Regions from separate parts of the Homo sapiens genome. Here region 2 is linked to region 1. A link is an interaction called in ENCODE POLR2A ChIA-PET data of the cell type or tissue named here. Cell type or tissue: K562. All regions are shown on one strand. Each heading gives the region's core, and the rest is flanking DNA. Links, peaks and the distances in the headings are about the cores only.

Region 1 (8,355 bases), core at 2,056-6,055:
GTTGTTTGGACCGAGTCAGGGTTTACGCTTTATCAGTAGTTTCCTATTTCTGTAGGTCAGCAAGCCTTTTTGCGAAAAAAAAAAAAAAAAAAAAATGAAGATGTGTTTGTTCTAGAGCAAAAAAGAGCAAACAGCTGGCAGGCATAATACATTTCATTTTTGTAAACGTTACTTTGTTTTGGTTTTGTATAGCTTATTTAGTTTTTGTTTTCTTCTGAAATTAGTATGTGATTTTACTTAAAATTTTTTTTTTCTTTTTAGAGACAGGGTCTCACTCTGTTGCCCAGACTGGAGTGCAATAGCACAATCATAGCTCACTACAGCCTCGAACTCCTGGGCTCAAATAATCCTCCTGCCACAAACTCCCAAGTAGCTGGGACTACAGACACGCGCTTCCATGTCTGGCTAATTTTTAAAAATTTTTTGGGCCGGGTGCGGTGGCTCACACCTGTAATCCCAGCACTTTGGGAGGCCCGGGGGGGGGCAGATCACGAGGTCAGGAGATTGAGACCATCCTGGCTAACACGGTGAAACCCCGTCTCTACTAAAAATACAAAAAATTAGCTGGGCATGATGGCGTGTGCCTGTAGTCCCAGCTAGTCAGGAGGCTGAGGCAGGAGAATGGCGTGAACCCGGGAGGTAGAGGTTGCAGTGAGCCGAGATCGTGCCACTGCACTCCAGCCTGGGCAACAGAACGAGATTCCATCTCAAAAAAAAAAAAAAATTTTTTTTGTGGGGTCTCGCTATGTTGCCCAGGCTGGTCTTGAAGTCCTGGACTCAAGCGATCCTCCCACCTCGGCCTCCCAAAGTGCTAGGATTACAGGCGTGAGCTGCCACAGCCTGTGGTTTTTGTTTTTGTTTTTTTAACTGACAGATAACAGTGTATGTATTTATCATGTGCAACGTGACATATTCTTGAAAAATGCAAGAGGAGCGGATGTTAAGCACTTTCACCACAAAAATGAGAGCTATGCGAAGTGCTGCATTTGTTACTAAGCTAGATTTAATCATGCCACTGTGTATATATACTTCAAAGTGTGTTTCCTTTTTCTTTTTCCTTTTGTTTTTTGAGACGGTCTCGCTCTGGCGCCCAGGCTGGAGTGCAGTGGTGTGATCTTGGCTCACTACAACCTCCGCCTCCCAAGTTTAAGCAATTTCGCCTCAGCCTCCCGAGTAGCTGGGATTACAGGTGTGTGCCACCACGCCCAGCTAATTTTTTGTATTTTTAGTAGAGGCGGGGTTTCGCCATGTTGGCCAGGCTGATGTCGAACTCCTGACCTCAGGTAATATCCCCTCCTTGGCCTCCAAGAGAGCTGAGATTACATGCATGAGCCACCACGCCCGGTCATATTTCATTTTTAAATGGCATACCTTAGAGAAGCAGAAAAGAGACCGGGCACCATGGCTCACACCTGTAATCCCAACACCTTGGGAGGTCGAGGTGGGCAGAGAGGCCAGGAGTTCGAGACCAGCCTGGCCAACAGGGTGAAACCCCATCTCTACTAAGAAATACAAAAATTAGCTGGGCGTGGTGGCCTGCGCCTGTAATCCCAGCTACTTGGGAGGCTGAGGCAGGAGAATCGCTTGAACCCGCAAGGCAGAGGTTGCAGTGAGCCGAGATCACGCCATTGCACTCCAGCCTGGGCAACAGAGCTAGACTCTGTCTCAAAAAAAAAAAAAAAAATAAAGAAAGAAAGAAAAGAGATTCTTTGGTTCCTTCTCTCTTTCTTGCTTAAATCGACTTGAGAATGTCCCCACTTTGAAAGGGGAAGTAGCACATACATTGTTTCTGGCATAGCTGTAGTATAATTTTCATTCTTGTCACACAGTAGCAATTACGGCTTCAAGGCCATTGCCCTTTGTGGGCCAGGGCCGTGGTGACTGGCTGTGCCTCCCTGGGTGTTTACCTAGCACATGTTTAACATAGCTCAGATCGTGTGTCAAGATCTCCCTCATTCTCACTCATCCTGGGTCATGTTTCTATCTCTTCAAACTCTATGACTTACAAAACATTTTTGCTGCCACCTCTCTGAAAATCATTTAAAAGCCCAGAGACCTTATATGAAGTCCAGCCAATCGCTGTTTCTTTGTTATTTGTTAGGTAAACTTTACTTTCCCCCTGAGACGGTCAAGAACTACTGTGTTTGAAAACCCTCTCTCTAGGTGCAAAACAGCACCAGTGGAAGCCTCGCAGCTGCCTGGAGGAATTTTTTGAGGGGAGGATTGTGGCTGACTGGGTGAGGGAGGGAAACTGGGTAAAATAATGTCCTCCGAGAGCATTCGGTGACAGCAGTTGTTCTCATTTTTGTGATGCAAATTAAGTTGTATGTGAACTAAATTAAATTTGCTTGCTTCTCTGCTTTTGTCAGAGATAGATTCATAGTTTCAACTGAGTATAGAGTTCTAGTCTGATTATGTTCAATATGTTCAAAGCAGTAGATACACTAATGTTTTTTTTTCCTTCTTTTTTTTTTTTGAGACAGAGTTTTGCTCTGTGCCCCAGCCTGGAGTGCAGTGGCGCGATCTTGGCCCACTGCAAGCTCCACCTCCGGGTTCACGCCATTCTCCTGCCTCAGCCTACCGAGTAGCTGGGACTACAGGTGCCTGCCACCACGCCTGGCTAATTTTTTGTATTTTTAGTAGAGATTGGGTTTCACCGTGTTAGCCAGGATGGTCTCGATTTCCTGACCTCGTGATCCGCCCACTTCGCCTCCCAAAGTGCTGGGATTACAGGCGTGAGCCACCACGCCTTTTTTTTTTTTTTTTGAGACAGAGTTTCGCTCTTATCACCTGGGCTGGAGAGCAGTGGTACGATCACAGCTCACTACAGCCTCGACCTCCTAGGCTCAAGCAATCCTCCCACTTCAGCCTCCCAAGGAGCTAGGACTATAGGTGCGTACCACCGCGCCCAATTAATTTTTGTATTTTTGTGTGTGTGTTAGAGATAGGGTTGCCCAGGCTGGTCTCAAACTCATGGGCTCAAGCGATCCTCCTACCTTTGTCTCCCAAAGTGTTGGTATTATAGATGTGAGTCACCATGCACGGCTTCATACACTGATTTATGGTCATATATTGAAAAAATATATATTCTAAAGGTTTCACTAACAGTACACGTTTAACACATTGTGGATGGTGGATGGTTACATTTTTAATTCACGTCACTTTTTTAATACAGCAGCTTTATTGAAATATAATTAGCACAGCATAAAATTCACCTTTTAAAAGTGTACCATTTGGTGTGTTTTAGGATATTCACAGAGTTAAGCAACAGTCATCAGTATTTAATTCCAGGACATCTTATTATTTTTTTAAAAAAACAGGGTCTTGCTGTGTTGTCCAGGCTAAATGCAAACTCCTGGGTTAAAGTGTTCCTCCTGCCTTAGCCTCCTGAGTAGCTGGGACTACAAGCATCAGCCACCATACCTGGCTCAGTTCATCATTCTTATGGGTGGGTTTCAGGAGGAGAGAAAGTGAAAAGAGGGAGTTGGTCTGGAGAAAGTCTCAGCTCAAAAATGAAAACAAAAATTGGCCGGGCACAGCAGCTCACACCTGTAATCCCAGTACTTTGGAAGGCTGAGGCAGGAGGACTACTTCAGGCCAGGAGTTCAAGACCAGCCTGGATAGCATAGCAAGAATCCTATCTCTACAAAAAATTGAAAAATTGGCAAGGTGTGATGGCTCACACCTCTGGCCCCAGCTACTTGGGAGGCTGGAATGGAAGGATTGCTTGAGCCTTGGGAGGTCAAGGCTGCAGAGAGCTGTGATTACACCACTGCACTCTAGCCTTGGCAACAGAGCAAGACCCTATCTCTAAATAAATAAATATTTATAAATGAAAAGAGGGAGTCCTGAGCAGGTGCTCTCTCATTGCAGTGTGGGATGGAAGGAGGGGAGGACCATGTCAGATTACTTGGCAGGAATCTAGCATCATCTTGCATACAGGGACATCCCAGTTACACTCTGTGTAGGGATACCTCTAATTTGCTGACGTTTCATTTGAAGAGCAAAATTGAATTTAGAAACCATAGTAAGTTGGGAAGTTATCCACAATGGGGATTACTGGACTCATTAGTTCCCTTACGGGGGTGAAATGGATAGTGACGGACCAGGTAGAATGTAGAGCAAAGGATTTCAGCATCCTTGGGCGCTGGAGGCAGCAAGGGATCAGCTCTGTAGCGCTGACAATGCCAGGGTGTGGTGGCCAGTGGTGGGTCCGTGTGACCCTTTGTGATGTCCACTTGGGGGCTCCTAACCAATGAGGTTTTGTTTGTTTTGGTTTTGAGTCAGGGTCTTGCCCTGTCGCCCAGGCTGGAGTGCAGTGTCACAATCATAGCCCACTGCAGCCTCAACCTCCTGGGCTCAAGTGATCCTCCCACCTCAGCCTCCCAAATAGCTGGAACCACAGGCACACACCATCACGCCTGGCTAATTTTTTTTTATTTTTTGGAGAGACAGGGGTCTTACCATGTTGCCCAGGCTGGTCTTGAACTCCTGAACTCAAGCAATCTGCCTGCCTTGGCTTCCCAAAGTGCTGGGATTATAGGCATGAGCCATTGTGCCCATCCCTAAGAGAGATGGGAAGATGGAAAAATTGGAACCCTCATACACTGCTGGTGGGAATATAGGTTGGTGTAGCTGCCTTGGGAAACAGGCAGTTCCTCCAAAGCTTAAACCTTGAGTTAACCCAGCAATTCTGTTCCTCTGTAGGTTCCTAAGGCAAATGAAAACATAGGTCTACACAAACACTTGCAGAGGAATGTTCATAGTAGCATTATTCCAAGTAGCCAGAAAGCAGAGACAACCTAAATGTTCATCAGCTGAGGAACGGATACATAAAATGTGGTCCCGCCATACTGTGGAATATTACTTGGCCATGAAAAAGAAGTTCCGATACAGAGATGGACCTGGAAAAAACTTGCTCAGTGGAAGAAGCCAGTCCCCAAAGGCCACCTGCTGTATGATTCCATTTATATGAAATGTATACAACAGGCAAATCCACAAGGACAGAAAGTGGATTAGTGGTTGCCACAGGCTGGGGGTAGTGGAGTGGGGAGTAATGGCCAAGGTAATGGGGTTTCTTTTTGAGGTGATGAAGGCATTCTAAAATTGACTGTAGGCTGGGCGCAGTGGCTCATGCCTGTAATCCCAGCACTTTGGGAGGCCAAGACGGGCAGATCACAACGTCAGGAGTTCGAGACCAGCCTGGCCAACATGGTGAAGCCCAATCTCTACTAAAAATACAAAAATTAGCCAGGTGTGGTGGTGCGTGCCTGTAGACCCAGCTCCTCCGGAGGCTGAGGCATGAGAATTGCCTGAACCCCAGAGACGGAGGTTGCAGTGAGCCGAGATCCTGCCACTGCACTTCAGCCTGGGCAACTGAGCGAGACTCTGTCTCAAAAAATAAAATGAATAAATACATAAAATAGATTGTGATGACAGATGCAGAACTCTGTGAACATACTAAGAACCATTGAATTGGATGCTGTCAAAGGGTGAGTTGTGTGGTATGATAATTCTATCTCAATAAAGCAGTTACAAAGAGAGGAAGAGATGGAATAAGAACTGGAAGCACAGTGGCAATGGGACAGAATTTTAAGGAATGGTTTGAGACTGAGTGGCAGGAAGACTGGGGGGTAAAGCTAAGAGAACCCTAAAGGAAAGGGGACCAGCTTGCCCCGTAAGTGGTGTGGGGCTAGGTTAATAGATTGCCTAATGCCCAGGAGATGTCAGTGTGCCCATGCGCTGGTCCCTGCCATGTAGGACCACGTAGGAGAAGGTTACAAAGTGTGTCTGTACCATCCAGTGTGACAAAGTGAGAGCCTCGGAGCAGGTATAGCCCAGGCATGACCCAGAAAGCCCTCTTGACCAGCTGCTGCTGGCCAAGATAATTATATGATCACAATTTATGTTATATTATAGCAAATTTAAAATTGGGATAATGTGATTCACATACCACAGAACTCACCCTTTTACAGTGTACAATTCAATGTGTTTGTTTTGTCTTTTCTGAGACAGAATCTCACTCTGTCACCCAGGCTAGAGTACAGTGGCGCGATCTCGGCTCACTGTAACCTCCGCCTCCTGGGTTCAAGCAATTCTCTTGCCTCAGCCTCCCAAGTAGCTGGGGCTACAGGTGCAGGCCTCCTGACCTCAAGCAATCCGCCCGCCTTGGCCTCCCAAAGTGGTGGGATTACAGGCGTGAGCCCACCACACCCGGCCAAATCAGTGATTTTTACTATGTTCACAGAGTGGTGCAGCTGTCACTACTATAATTTCAGAACATTGTCATCACCCACAAGAAAAGCTCACACCCATAGCTTTCACTGCCCATTCCCCCATCCTCCCAGCCCCCAGCAGCCACGACCCTACTTTCTGTCTCTAGATCTGTCTATTCTAGACTTTTCATATCAGTGGAATCTTACAGTATACTTGATGTATTAATGTGACTTCTTTTACTTAGCATAACGATTGCAAGGTTCATTTACGTTGTTGCCTAAACTTAGCTTTTTCTTTCTTTCTTTCTTTCTTTCTTTTTTTTTTTTTTGAGACGGTCTTGCTCTGTTGCCCAGGATAGAGGAATCACAGCTCACTGAAGCCTTGACGTCCTGGGCGCAAGCAATCCTCCCGCTTTGTCCTCCTAAGTAGCTGGCACTACAGGTGTGCGCCACCGTGCCCGGCTAATTTTTTATTTTTTGTAGAGATGAAGCCTCGCCGTGTTGCCCAGGCTGGTCTTGAACTCCTTGGCTCAAGAGATCCTCCTGCTGGGCTCAATGACTCACACCTGTAATCCCAGCACTTTGGGAGGCCAAGGCAGGCAGATCACCTGAGGTTGGGAGTTCAAGACCTGCCTGGCCAACATGGCAAAACCTCATGTCTACTAAAAATACAAAAATTAACCAGGCGTGGTGGCTGGTGCCTGTAATCCCAGCTACTGATGAGGCTGAGGCAGGAGAATCACTTGAACCCGGGAGGCGGCGGAGGTTGTAGTCAGACGAGATTGAGCCAGTGCATGTCAGCCTGGGCAACAGAGCGAGACTCCGTCTCAAAAAAAAAAAAAGAGATCCTCCTGCCTCAGCCTCACAGAGTGCTGGGATTAGAGGTGTGAGCCACTGCACCTGGCCTAGTTATTTGTAATCTGTAAGAAGAAATGTGAAGGAATAGTAAGGAGCACCTTGCCAGAGGCAGGTACGGGCTGCCCTGGGGCCGTTTCACTGAGTTGACCTGACCTTGTGTGTTCATTGTTGATCCCTTCCCTGTCCTGGCTCCAGGGAGCCAGTTAGATGCTCGAGGGGCTTCTCGGGCTGCGTTCTCTGTTGTCCTGTAAATACCGACTGATCTGGATAACAGTTGTCAAGTCACAAAAAAGAGAAACACAGTTAGGTAGAAACCCAAAGCAAACCCGCTCTGTGAGGCTGAGGCAGGAGGATCTCTCTCTTTTTTTTTTTTTTTTTTTTGAGATGGAGTCTCGCTCTGTCACCCAGGCTGGAGGGCAGTGGCTCAATCTCGGCTCACTGCAATCTCCGTCTCCCGGGTTCAAGTGATTCTCCTGCCTCAGCCTCCCCAGTAACTGGGATTACAGGCGCCCACCACCACACCCGGCTAATTTTTGTATTTTTAGTAGAGATGGGGTTTTGCCATGTCTCTATTAAAAGGCCTTTTAGATAGATCGTGGAGCTAATCCGACCTGAACATCCCAGTCCTGGAGTATTTTAGCATGAGGATAGCTCTCTATTGGTCTGGAAGGTTCGCCTGATGGTTGGGCCTGAAGACAGGGGCCTCAGGGACTCTCTTGTAGCTCCTTCAGATGGGTGCTTTTGTTTTGACCAAAAACAGAACATTCTATACCGTGATCCAATGGGCACACGTACAATAATAGGATGCAAAGTGTTACCAAACCGAACTCACCTTTATTGTGTGCGACAGACTCGGGTGCTTTATTTTTATTTTTATTTTTTTGAGATGGAGTCTCACTCACCCAGGCTGGAGTGTAATGGCATGATCTTGGCTCACTGCAACCTCTGTGTACTGAGTTTAAGAGATTCTCCTGCCTCAGCCTCCCCAGTAACTGGGATTATAGGTGCCCGCCACTATGCCCAGCTTATTTTTTATATTTTTAGTAGACACGAGGTTTCACCATGTCAGTCAGGCTGGTCTCAAACTCCTGACCTCAGGCAATCCGCCCGCCTCAGCCTCCCAAAGTGCTGGGATTACAGGCGTGAGCCACCGCGCCCAGCGACCTCTTCCAACTTCTAAAAGGTGGCCCTAGGGATTCCTCGGCTTGTAGCCATGTCATTCCACACCCTCCGTGGTCACGTGGCCTTCACCTGTGTGTGTGTTTCCCCTCTGTATCTGTGT
Region 2 (6,039 bases), core at 1,217-5,216, 1.2 Mb before region 1:
AAGGACCACTGTGACTGTTTCTTGAATACATGATTTCATGACTCTGAGTCACTCATTTCTTCACTTTTTCACATCTCTGGAGTCGAGATGTGTCTTTTCATTGATGGCATTCTCTGATCACTACTGGCCATATGTTTTCTCACATTTTATTCTCTCCGAAATTTGGGTACAGTTTCCAGATTCAATGAAATCCTAGCTAGACTCAGTGAAATACAACACTTTCTCCTGCCTGGCTTCCTTTGACTCCTAATTCCTGACTTGGTTCAGGAAGGACAGACCTCCACCTCTGGCCTAGAGCTTTTAAAAATTCTTTTCTTTTTTCTTTTTCTTTTCTTTTCTTTTTTTGTTTGTTTTTTTCTTTTTTTGAGACTGTCTCACTTTGTCGTCCAGTCTGGAGAGCAGTGGCGCCATCTTGGCTCACTGCAACCTCCACCTCCCAGGTTCAAGTGATTCTCATGCTTCAGTCTCCCAAGTAGCTGGGACTACAGGTGCACACCACCACACCGGGCTAATTTTTGCATTTTTTGTCAAGACTGGATTTCGCCATGTTAGCCAGACTGCTCTTGAACTCCTGGCCTCAAGTGATCCAATGGCCTTGGCCTCCCAAAGTGCTGGGATTACAGGCATGAACCACTGCTCACAAAATTACTTTCTTAAGTGATGCATCGGTGGTTCCCAAAACTCATGTCATACCTGTTTGTCCTCTTCCTAGCAGAACACACTATGGGGTGGGTGCTGGTGGGTGGGTGGGGTCCTTCTTCCAGCTGGGAATGCTGGCTTAATTTGAGTTTTCCATAACTGGAAAATGCCACATACACAACCTTCCCCTCTACACCCACCTGGCTGCTGTGGATTTCTGTCCTGGTTCTAGCAGGTCCAGCATTAAGTGAATAAAGCAATATCTGAATTATTTCTGACTCCTAGTTTCATTGAAGGTGAAGTCTGTGGAGGATTTATTGTTCCAGTTGCTAGGTCTAGAAGATTCAAAACCAGGTTCCTGACATGCTTCTCCCAAATTGGATGCCCAGCTCCACTTGGAGATCTTTATTTGGGGGAGTAATCACAGATCCTCCTCTGCTTATAATCCTCTAATTCTCTAGCGGTTTTCTGTTGGAGTTAAATAAACTCCAAACTCCTCATCTTTGCCTCCAAGGCTCCGCTGATCTGGGCCTCACCATTCTTTCATGCCCCCTCCCCTATCATACTCTCTTGGGTCCCCACTCTGGCCATCCTGGACTTTTTGTATCCCTCAGACATCCCAAGCTGTTGCCTGCCCCAGGCTCCTTGAATGTCTGTTTCTTCTTCTCTCTGGAAAACTCCTGTCCAGCTGCTATACGGGCTTCTGCCATCTTTTCTCTCCAATGCATGCCAGAGGCGTGGTTATGATTAGCAAAATGGATGTTGCAAGTAACTTTTTCATTGGATTGGCTAGAAGTGTCATAGAGAGACCCCATCCCGCTTTCTTTGGCATGAACAGAGTATAAAAATCTCGCAGGGGCCGGGCGTGGTGGCTCATGCCTGTAATCCCAGCACTTTGGGAGGCTGAGGTGGGCGGATCACGAGGTCAGGAGATCGAGACCATCCTGGCTAACACAGTGAAACCCCATCTCTACTAAAACTACAAAAAATTAGCCAAGCATGGTGGCGGGCGCCTGTAGTCCCAGCTACTCGGGAGGCTGAGGCAGGAGAATGGCATGAACCCAGGAGGCGGAGCTTGGAGTGAGCTGAGATAGCGCCACTGCACTCTAGCCTAGGTGACTGAGTGAGACTCCGTCTCAAAAAAAAAAAAAAAGAAAGAAAGAAAAGAAAAAAGAATCCCGCAGGTCACCTGAACCTTACCGTGCTAGGTATGGGTAGAGGGCTCTGCACTTGTCCAGGTTCCAGCCAACTTCATGAAGGATTTTTATTGCCTGACTCCGAGTAAAAGGTTAGCTAAATCTGGGCTGCAAGGTGCAAAGTCCTGGAAAAGGAAGAGCCATGAGGGACTTCTTTTAGCTCATCAACCAAGATCCACAATTCTGTGTAGCATAATTTGGTCAGAGATGTGTTGTCTCGGGCAGACTATTGTCATCCTCTACCGACACTGTTGGAAGCTACTGATATGGACTACAAAGAATCCAGGAGTCCTGAAACCAAGTCATTTGGAGTCAGTCAAGACCAATAGCAGCATTTTATAGTGTGGGCAGGGGAAGAAAAGAGGCTGGAGGCTGGGCACAGTGGCTCACGCCTGTAATCCCAGCACTTTGGGAGGCCGAGGCGGGGGGATCACCTGGGGTCAGGAGTTCGAGACCAGCCTGGCCAATACGGTGAAACCCCGGCTCTACTAAAAATACAAAAATTAGCTGGGCATGGTGGCACATGCCTGCAATCCCAGATACTCAGGAGGCTGAGGTGGGAGAATGGCTTCAACCCGGGAGGCGGAGGTTGCAGTGAGCCGAGATTGGGCCAATGCACTCCAGCCTGGGCGACAGAGCAAGACTGTGTCTCAAAAAAAAAAAAAGAGGCTAGAGTTGCTGGAGAGAGCTTACTTAGGACATCTAACCCAGCTTTAGTCTTTCCCAGGGCTGGGTTGCCATGAAGCCCACAGGGAACTTTCTTTCAGATTCCACAGAGCAGCCTAGAGCCCCTAAAAGCGATCATCCAGTACAGACTGCCAATGAAGAAGAACAACAACTTGTACTCTGTAAGTGTGGGAGGTGGGCACTGGGGAAAGGGGAGGGCGGGGCCTTGCAAGAAAAGTGGGCGTGGCCTAAGTGGAAGGTGAGCAGAGGGAGGAGGTCGGACCTGGCAAGGGTGGGAACTCTCAAAGGAAGTAGGTGGGGACTCTCAAAGGAAGTGAAAGGTGAGGAAAGGAAGTGGGTGGGGCCTTGTGAGGAAAGTGGGTGTGACCTTTCAAAGGACGTGAAATGTGAGCAGAGGGAGGGGGTGTGACCTTACAAGGGAAGTGGGTGTGGCCTTTCAAAGAAAGTGGGAGGTAAGCAGAGATGGAATGGGGCCTCACAAATGTGGTAGGTGGGGGTTTGCAAAGGGATGTGGGTGGGGCTTCATAAATGTAGTGGGTGGGGCTTTGCAAAGGGAAGTGGATGTGGCCTTTGCAAAGGGAAATGGGAGGTGAGCAATGCGTGGGGGCCTAGCAAAAGGACGTAGGCGGGACCTTTGGGACGCATTTTTCCCTTCTGGCATGAAGGGACTGATTAATGAACAGTGTCTGTTCTGGCTAATTACTGCTGGGCAACAAATCACCACCAAAACTGGTGGCTAAAAAAAATCAGTCATTTTGTTATTAATTTTTTCCCAAGAACATTAAGATAATTAAACAATATACTAAAAAGTTGAAAATTATGTTAAAACTAACAACATTAAGTTTAAATATTTTATTTATACCCAAGCCAAAATTTGTTATAACAATGACTAAGACAACCAATTAGAATTGCAGACTTCTCAGGAGATCGAGACCATCCTGGTCAACATGGTGAAACACCGTCTCTACTAAAAATACAAAAATTAGCTGGGCATGGTGGTACGTGCCTGTAGTCCCAGCTACTCAGGAGGTTGAGGCAGGAGAATCGCTTGAACCCGGGAGGCGGAGGTTCCAGTGAGCCGAGATCACACCACTGCACTCCAGCCTGGCAACAGAGTGAGACTCTGTCTCAAAAAAAAAAAAAAAAAAAGGCCGGGCGCCAGTGGCTCACACCTGTAATCCCAGCACTTTGGGAGGCCGAGGCAGGCGGATCACGAGGTCAGAAGATCGAGACCATCCTGGCTAACACGGTGAAACCCCGTCTCTATTGAAAATACAAAAAAATTATCCAGGCGTGGTGGTGGGCGCCTGTAGTCCCAGCTACTCGGGAGGCTGAGACAGGAGAATGGCGTGAACCCAGGAGGCGGAGCTTGCAGTGAGCTGAGATCGCGCCACTGCACTCCAGCCTGGGCAACAGAGCAAGACTCCGTCTCAAAAAAAAAAAAAAAAAAAAAATTACAAACTTTTTAGAGGTTCAAAGTGACCACTACAGCAACAGTCTTAAGTCTCGGATAACTTAAAAGACTACTTTGTTAGCAATAACACTTACAGCAGGGTTTCTCAACCTCCTTGCTGTTGACATTTGGGGCAGGTAATTCTCTAAGGAGCTGTCCGACGCCCTGTAGGATGTTGAGCTGCATTGCTGGCCTCCACTCACTGGATGCCAGGAATATATCCCCTGCCTCCCACTTGAAACAACCAAAAGTGTCTCCAGACACTGCCTAATATACCCTGGTGGGGGGAGGGTGGGCGGTGGTGGAGTAGTATCACCCCTGGTTGAAGACGCTAATTTATAGGGGAGAGTCACATAGAAGGGCATCTACTCCTCTGCAAGGGAGAGTAGAACCTACCATTTTAAGATTCTGTTTAGGCTGGGCACAGTAGCTCATGCCTGTAATTGGGAGGCTGAGGTGGACAAATAACCTGAGGTCAAGAGTTCGAGACTAGCCTGGCCAACATGGAGAAACCCTGTCTCTACTAAAAATACAAATAATAATAATAATAATAATAATAATAATAATAATAATAATAATCGCCCAAGCACAGTGGCTCACACCTGTAATCCCAGCACTTTGGGAGGCTGAGGCGGGCAGATCATGAGGTCAGGAGGTACAGACCATCCTGGCCAACATGGTGAAACCCCGTCTCTACTAAAAAATACAAAAAATTAGCTGGGCATGGTGGCATGCGCCTGTAGTCCCAGCTGCTCAGGAGGCTGAGGCAGGGGAATCACTTGAACCCGGGAAGCGGAGGTTGCAGTGAGCCGAGATAGTGCCACTGCACTCAAGCCTGGCGAAAGAGCGAGACTCCATCTAAAAAAAAAAAGGCTGGGTGTGGTGGCTCATGCCTGTAATCCCAGCACTTTGGGAAGCCGAGGTGGGTGGATAACCTGAGGTCAGGAGTTCGAGACCATCCTGACCAATATGGTGAAACCCCACCTCTACTAAAAATACAAAAATTAGCCGGGCGTGGTGGCACGCACCTGTAGTCTCAGCTACTCAGGAGGCTGAGAGAGGAGAATCACTTGATCCCAAGAGGCAGAGGTTGCAGTGAGCCAAGAGCAGTGAGCGGAGATCACGCCACTGCACTCCAGCCTGGGCGACAGAGCAAGACTCTGTCTCCAAATAAACAAATAAATAAAATAAAATACAAAAAAAAAAAAAAAAAACAGCCAGGCGTGGTGGTGCATGCCTGTCCAAGCTACTCGGGAGGCTAAAGAGGATCACTTGAACCTGGGAGGTGGAGGTTGCAGTGAGCTGAGATCACGCCATTGCACTCCAGCCTGGGTGACAGAGCAAGACTCTTGTCTCAAAAGAAAAAAGAAAGAAAGAAAGAAAAAGATTTAGTTTAGGACCCAGAAATGAGCAAAAACGAATGAGACTGAGAAAGTGGACTGTGACATTTGGGAAGGAAAATGGCCGAGTAAGACAATGAACTGTGCCAGTTGTGATGCTTGGCATCTGTGTGCCCAACAGACTGAGGACCAACCCAGATCTCCAAGACAGGGGATTGGATTGGACCAGCATGGGTCTGGTGCCCATCCCAATCCAGTCATTTGTGGCTGTGGAAGCCGGGGGTCTTCTACCGGCCTTTGAAGGAACACCCTTTGTAGGGAGACCTAGGGGCATCTCTGAGAAAGGACAGGTTCCCCCAGAGGGCTTGTGTGTGCTCTTCCTCTCACCCTTGCCCTACCTTGTTACAGATTATCTGGGCAAAGGGCTTTGCCTGCTCAGATGAAGCCAGCATCACCCTGGGCAGGTTTCAGGCAACACTGGCCATCTGTAGAGGACTTTGAGGGGCCTTTTTTTTTTTTTTTTGAGATGGAGTTTCACTCTGTTGCCCAGGCTGGAGTGCAGTGGCGTGATCTTGGCTCACTGCAATCTCCACCTCCCCATTTCAAGCGATTCTCCTGCCTCAGCATCCTGAGGAGCTGGGATTACAGGCGCCTGCCACCACACCCGGCTAATTTTTGTATTTTTAGTAGAGATGGGGTTTCACCATGCTGGCCATGTTGGTCT

What was found. Peaks named below come from ENCODE experiments on the same cell type or tissue, not always from the same donor. Only the 100,000 strongest peaks of a DNase experiment are listed, where the experiment ranks them.
Region 2: POLR2A ChIA-PET joins it to region 1 with 5 read pairs; 2 of 35 experiments call an interaction of 5 or more read pairs at or near these places.

The regions. Positions count from the first base shown.
Region 1 is chr19:7,397,024-7,405,378 of GRCh38, forward strand. All of the region lies in intron 10 of ARHGEF18 (Rho/Rac guanine nucleotide exchange factor 18), which reads left to right. Among named protein-coding and RNA genes, the nearest start is that of ARHGEF18-AS1, 6.1 kb to the left of the region's middle. RefSeq lists silencers at 767-967, 2,627-2,827 and enhancers at 979-1,484, 1,485-1,989. In K562, for the core only: no CTCF peak of the experiment used is centred there; no DNase peak of the experiment used is centred there.
Region 2 is chr19:6,158,613-6,164,651 of GRCh38, forward strand. ACSBG2 (acyl-CoA synthetase bubblegum family member 2) reads left to right here. Exons shown (of 15, transcript NM_030924.5): 6 at 2,603-2,683. All of the region lies in intron 2 of LOC105372255 (a long non-coding RNA gene), which reads right to left. Among named protein-coding and RNA genes, the nearest start is that of ACSBG2, 26 kb to the left of the region's middle. RefSeq lists a silencer at 2,873-2,932. In K562, for the core only: no CTCF peak of the experiment used is centred there; a DNase peak (open chromatin) is centred at 2,909; H3K4me3 peaks cover 262 bases.